Linked DNA regions of Homo sapiens: region 2 is linked to region 1. Evidence: read pairs that join two places in POLR2A ChIA-PET (ENCODE). Cell type or tissue: K562. All regions are shown on one strand. Each heading gives the region's core, and the rest is flanking DNA. Links, peaks and the distances in the headings are about the cores only.

Region 1 (2,914 bases), core at 415-2,914:
TACGTGATCTCTTTCAGACGGAGAATTCAAGATAGCTGTGTTGAGGAAGCTCAAAGAAATTCAAGATAACGCAGATAAGGAATTCAGAATTCTATCAGATAAATTTAACAAAGGGATTGAAATTATTAAAAAGAATCAAGCAAAAATTCTAGAGTTGAAAAATGCAATTGACATAGTGAAGAATGCATCAGAGTCTCTTAATAACAGAATTGATCGAGCAGAAGAAAGAATTAGTGAGCTTAAAGACAGACTATTTGAAAATACACAGTCAGAGGACAGAAGAAGAAATAATAAAAAAGAATGAAGCATGGCCTACAGGATCTAGATAATAGTCGCAAAAGGGCAAATCTAAGAGTTATTGGCCTTAAAGAGGAGGTAAGTGCCTACATCAAAAAAGAATAAAAACTTCAAATAAATAACATAACAATGCATCTTAAAGAACTAGAAAAGCAAGAGCAAACCAAACCCAAAGTTAGGAGAAGAAAAGAAATCATAAAAGCCAGAGCAGAAATAAATGAATTTGAAATGAAGAAAACAATACAAAAGATCAACAAAGCAAAAAGTTCATTTTTTGAAAAGACAGATAAAATTGACAAGCCTTTACCCAGACTAAGAAAAAAAAAAAATAGAAGACCAAAATAAACAAAATGAGAGATTTAAAAGGAGGCATTCAACTGATACTGCAGAAATTCAAAGAATCATCAGTGGCTACTATGAGCAACTGTATGCCAACCAATTGGAAAATCTAGAGGAAATGGATAAATTCCTACACATATAGAACCTAGCAAGATTGAACCGTGAGTTGGGTGCAGTGGCTGATGCCTGTAATCCCAGCACTTTGGGAAGCCAAGACAGGTGGATAACCTGAGGTCAAGAGTTCAAGACCAGCCTGGGCAACATCTTGAAACCCTAGCTCTACTAAAAATACCAAAATTAGCCAGGCATGGAAGCATGTGACTGTAATCCCAGCTACTCTGGAGGCTGAGGCACAATAATCGCTTGAACCGGGAGGTGGAGGTTGTAGTGAGCCGGGATCACGCCATTGCACTCCAGCCTGGGCAACAGAACAAGACTCTGTTTAAAAAAAAAAAACAAAGATTGAGCCATGAAAAAAATCCAAAACCTGGCTGGGTGCGGTGGCTAATGCCTGTAATCCCAGCACTTTGGGAGGCCAAGGCTGACAGATCACTTGAGGTCAGGAGTTTGAGACCAGCCTGGCTGACATGGTAAAACCCTGTCTTTACTAAAAATACAAAAATTAGGCTGGGCACGGTGGCTCACACCTATAATTCCAGCACTCTGGGAGGCCGAGGCAGGCAGATCATCTGAGGTCAGGAGTTCAAAACCAGCCTGGCCAATATGGTGAAACCCTGTCTCTACAAAAATACAAAAATTAGCTGGGCATGAGGGCAGGTGCCTATAATCCCAGCTACTCGGGAGGCTGAGACATGAGAATTGCTTGAACTGGGAGGTGGAGGTTGCAATGAGCTGAGATCACGCCATTGCACTCCAGCCTGGGCTACAGAGCAAGACTCTGTCTCAAATAATAACAATAATAATACAAAAATTAGCTGGGCACAGTGGTGCACATCTGTAATTCCAGCTACTCAGTAGACTGAGGCATGAGAATTGCTTGAACCCGGGAGGTGGAGGTTGCAGTGAGTCAAGATTGTACCACTTTACTCCAGCCTGGGTGATGGAGTGAGACTCTGTCCCAAAGAAAAAAAAAAGAAAGAAATCCAAAACCTGAACAGACCAATAACAAGTAACAGGATTGAAGTCATAACAAAACGTCTCCCAGTTAGGAAAAGTGCAGGACCTGATGGCTTCACTGCTGAATTCTACCAAACTTTTAAAGAAGAACTAATTCCAATCCTGCTCAAACCATTGTGAAAAATAGAGAAGGGACTACTTCCAAACTCATTCTACAAGGCTAGTATTACCTTGATATCAAAACCAGACAAAGACACATTAAAAAAAACTATAGGCCAATATCTCTGATAAATATTGATGCAAAAATCCTCAACAAAATACTAGGAAATTGAACAGCATATTAAAAAGATCATTCATCATGACCAAGTGGGTTTTATCCCAGGGATGCAAGGATGGTTCAACATCCTCAAATCAATTAATGTGATACATCATATCAACAGAATGAAGGACAAAAACCATATGATCATTTCCATTGATGCTGAAAAAACATTTGATAAAACACAACATCTTTTCATAATAAAAACCCTCAAAAAACTGGATATAGAAGAAACATATCTCAACATAATAAAAGCCATGCATGACAGACCCATAGCTAGTGTCACTAAATGGGGAAAAACTGAAAGCCGTTCCTCAAAGATATGGAACATGATGAAGAGGCCCACTTTCACCACTGCTATTCAACACAGTTCTGAAAGTTCCGGCTACAGCAGTCAGACGAGAGAGAAAAAGGGCATCCAAACTAGAAAGAAAGAAGTCAAATTATACGTTTTTGCAGACGATATGATCTTATATTTGGAAAAACCTAAAGACTCCACCAAAAAACTATTGGAACTGATAAATAAATTCAGTAAAGTTTCAGGATACAAAATCAACATTCAAAAATCAGTAGTTTTTTTCTTTTTTTTGAGACGGAGTCTCGCTGTGTCGCCAGGCTGGAGTGCGGTGGCATGATCTGGGCTCACTGCAACCTCCGCCTCCAGGTTCAAGCAATTCTCCTGCCTCAGCCTCCTGAGTAACTGGGACTACAAGCACACGCTGCCACACCCGGCTAATATATATATATATTTTTTGTATTTTAGTAGAGACAGTGTTTCACCATGTTGCCCAGACTGGTCGCGAACTCCTGAACTCAGGCAATCCGCCTGCCTCGGCCTCCCAAAGTGCTAGGAGTAGAGGCGTGAGCCACGGTGCCTGGCCTAAA
Region 2 (2,914 bases), core at 195-2,694, 69 kb after region 1:
GGTGGACAAGCCTGTGTCCCTGGCCCATCATGGAAGCCGCTGCCTTTCAGAGTGGGAGTCTGTACCCTGTTGCCTCATTCCTTGCTGCGCCCATGAGTGAGCTTGTGCCTGACCTCTCCTTCCAGGTGGACTTACACACTGGGCTGTCGGAGTTCTCGGTGACGCAGCGCCGGCTGGCCCATGGCTGGAATGAGTTTGTTGCTGACAACAGCGAACCTGTGTGGAAGAAATACCTGGATCAGGTAGGACCAGAGGTGTCATTCTTTGCATTAACATGCATAAGCCAGCGAGGGTGGGGCAGCCATTCCATCTTTCAATGTTGATGGAAGGCATCCTTGGACAGCTCCCGCCCCTTTCACGCTGCCCCAGCCAGCCTGAGCATCAGTCATGAGCAAATCACCAACTCCCAGGCAACCGCGATCAGGAAAAACAGTGATCACTTTCGTAGACAGTTGAGCAGGCCCCGGGCCCCACGCTATATGAGTAAGTGAATAAGTAAGCATGCGCTTACTAATCCTCCTCCTAATCCCGCCTTTGCACATGAGGAAGGAGAAGTGCAGAGGTTGAAAGATTTCCCCAGAGTTGCCAGGTTTAGCAAATAACAATATAGGATGCCCTGTTAAATTTCAATTTCAGGCTGGGCGTGGTGGCTCGTGCCTGTAATCCAAGCACTTTGGGCGGCTGAAGCGGGTGGATCACTTGAGCCCAGGAGTTCAAGACCAGCCCGGCCAACATGGCGAAACCCCGTCTCTTCTAAAAATATAAAAATTAGCCGGATGTGGTAGTGGATGCCTGTAATCCCAGCTACTGAGGAGGCTGAGGTGGGAGGATTGTTGGAACCCAGGAGGTGGAGGCTGCAGTGAACTGAGATTGTGCCACTGTGCTCCAGCCTGGACAACAGAGTGAGACCTTGTCTCCACAACAACAACAAAACCAAAGTGAATTTCAGATAGATAAACAAGAAGCAATTTCTAGTATAAGTGTGTCCCAATACAGTGGACGTGCTTATACTAAAAACAAAAAGTTCCTTGTTTTTCTGAAATTTAGATTTTACTGGGTGTCCTACTGTAACCTGAGCCCAAAGTCACATAGCTGTGAGGAGCAGTGCAGAGCAGTGCAGCCAGGGAGCTGCACCCAGAGCCCCTTCCCTTGCTAGCTGCTGCCATCGGTGCTGGCGCGGTGCTGAATGAATGGCACACAATCAAATGCCTGGAAGCCACTAAGAAGGGGAAAGAAAAAACTGCAATTGACATGGCTCCAAGTTCCATTCTAGAAGTCGGCAGTCCCTGCCACCTTTGCAGGACCAGTTCAGAAAGGCTCAGTGAACAGGCAGAATTTTCCAGGTGCCTGAGGGCATTTAGATGGCCTTAGATCCCCTTTTCCAGCCTTTTGCATGCTCTTGGCCCCATCCCTGACATCCCCTTCTTCATTCTCTGGCCCCTGGGCTGCCCCAGGCTTCAACCGCCTTCCTATTGGCTCTGTGTTTACAGCTTCCTCCATTGGTCGATTCCGGAACCAATCACAGTCCCCTGGGCAGCATCCTCTGTCTCCACTCTCCTTGAGGTCCCCTCCCTGATCAAGGCTCAGTTCTCAGTGTTCTGGGAATGTTATTCATCGATGCGTTTTGGCAGCAAAATAGGCTTCTGGGTATGTAGGTGGTTCTGGCTAGCCCAGAAGCTTCCTAAAACTGCAGGGCTGAGAAGAGGCAGTGGAGGCTCCCGGAAGTTGGGGTTCAGGGAAGGAGGCCGAGACATGGGCTGTGAGGGAGGAGCTCCCCTCTGCGGCTGGAGATCTCTTTGCTCTGCCCTGGCACCCCTTCCACTAGGACCCGCTCCCCCACTTCCCCTGGTTATCCTCCTTCCTCGTTCCCCTCTGCTCTGTCGAAACCCACCGTGAACATCTTCCTTCTCACCAAGGATCCTCCTCCAGCCTCCAGCCAGGGTGTTCCCCAAAATGAAATCTCTTAAATTTCTTGAGAGCAGAGGACCTGCTCATTCATCTTATAGCTTGTCGGTTCAGCAATGCATCTGTGGGAATCCTTGTAGGACTGGACGGGAGCTCCTGACGGCTGGGTTTTCCTGCCCTTGCGTATACGGGTTCTGTCTGCTCTCCCTTATTAATTCCTTACATGTGTTGAGTTCCTCCTGCATGCCAAGTGTTGTGATTCTCCTATCTTTCCCCCAGTGACAGGGAACTCATCACCTCACAAGGCAGCCCTGTTCCTCTGTCTCAGGAGTCTCACCATTAGGAATTCTACCTTAGCACGGCGTAAGGCTCTGGACGGGATGGCAGGGAGGCACTAGGCTGGTGCTCTGAGGAGGTGGCATCTGGGCAGAGATCTGAGTGAAATGAGACGGAAAGCCATGTGAGGATGTGGATGGAGGGCGTCGCTGGAGGGCAGGGTGCAGAGTCCCTGAGGGGACAGGAGCCTGGCAGCCTGGGAATCAAGGTGCCCAGACCAGGTGCATTATTATTATTGTTATATTCTGGGATAGGGTTTCTCTGGTGTCCAAGCAGGAGTGCAGCGGCATAAACACGGCTGACTGCAGCCTCAACTTCCCAGGCCCCAGTGATCCTCCTGCCTTAGCCTTCTGAGTAGTTGGGACCACAGGTGCACCTCACCATGCCCAGCTCATTTTTTCATTTTTTTGTAAAGATGGGATTTTGCTGTGTTTCCCAGGCTGGACTGAAACTCCTGGGCTCAAGCAGTCCTCCCATTTCTGCCTCCCAAAGGGCTGGGATTACAGTGTGAGCCTCTGCACCCAGCCCTTGTTGATATTGTAACTCTCTTCCTTATCCTGATCTTTGGTCTGCCTTCTGAATCCGGTTTTATGTGTTTGCATTTCTTTTCAATCCTCTGTAACATGAGCTACCATGAGATGTCTCTGAAATGAAAGGGCAGATATATAAAATA

What was found. Peaks named below come from ENCODE experiments on the same cell type or tissue, not always from the same donor. Only the 100,000 strongest peaks of a DNase experiment are listed, where the experiment ranks them.
Region 2: POLR2A ChIA-PET joins it to region 1 with 5 read pairs; 2 of 35 experiments call an interaction of 5 or more read pairs at or near these places.

What each region holds. Positions count from the first base shown.
Region 1 is chr16:84,335,337-84,338,250 of GRCh38, forward strand. No RefSeq gene overlaps it. Among named protein-coding and RNA genes, the nearest start is that of ATP2C2, 32 kb to the right of the region's middle. In K562, for the core only: no CTCF peak of the experiment used is centred there; no DNase peak of the experiment used is centred there.
Region 2 is chr16:84,405,003-84,407,916 of GRCh38, forward strand. ATP2C2 (ATPase secretory pathway Ca2+ transporting 2) reads left to right here. Exons shown (of 27, transcript NM_014861.4): 3 at 126-242. Among named protein-coding and RNA genes, the nearest start is that of ATP2C2, 38 kb to the left of the region's middle. In K562, for the core only: no CTCF peak of the experiment used is centred there; a DNase peak (open chromatin) is centred at 1,509; H3K27me3 peaks cover 2,500 bases.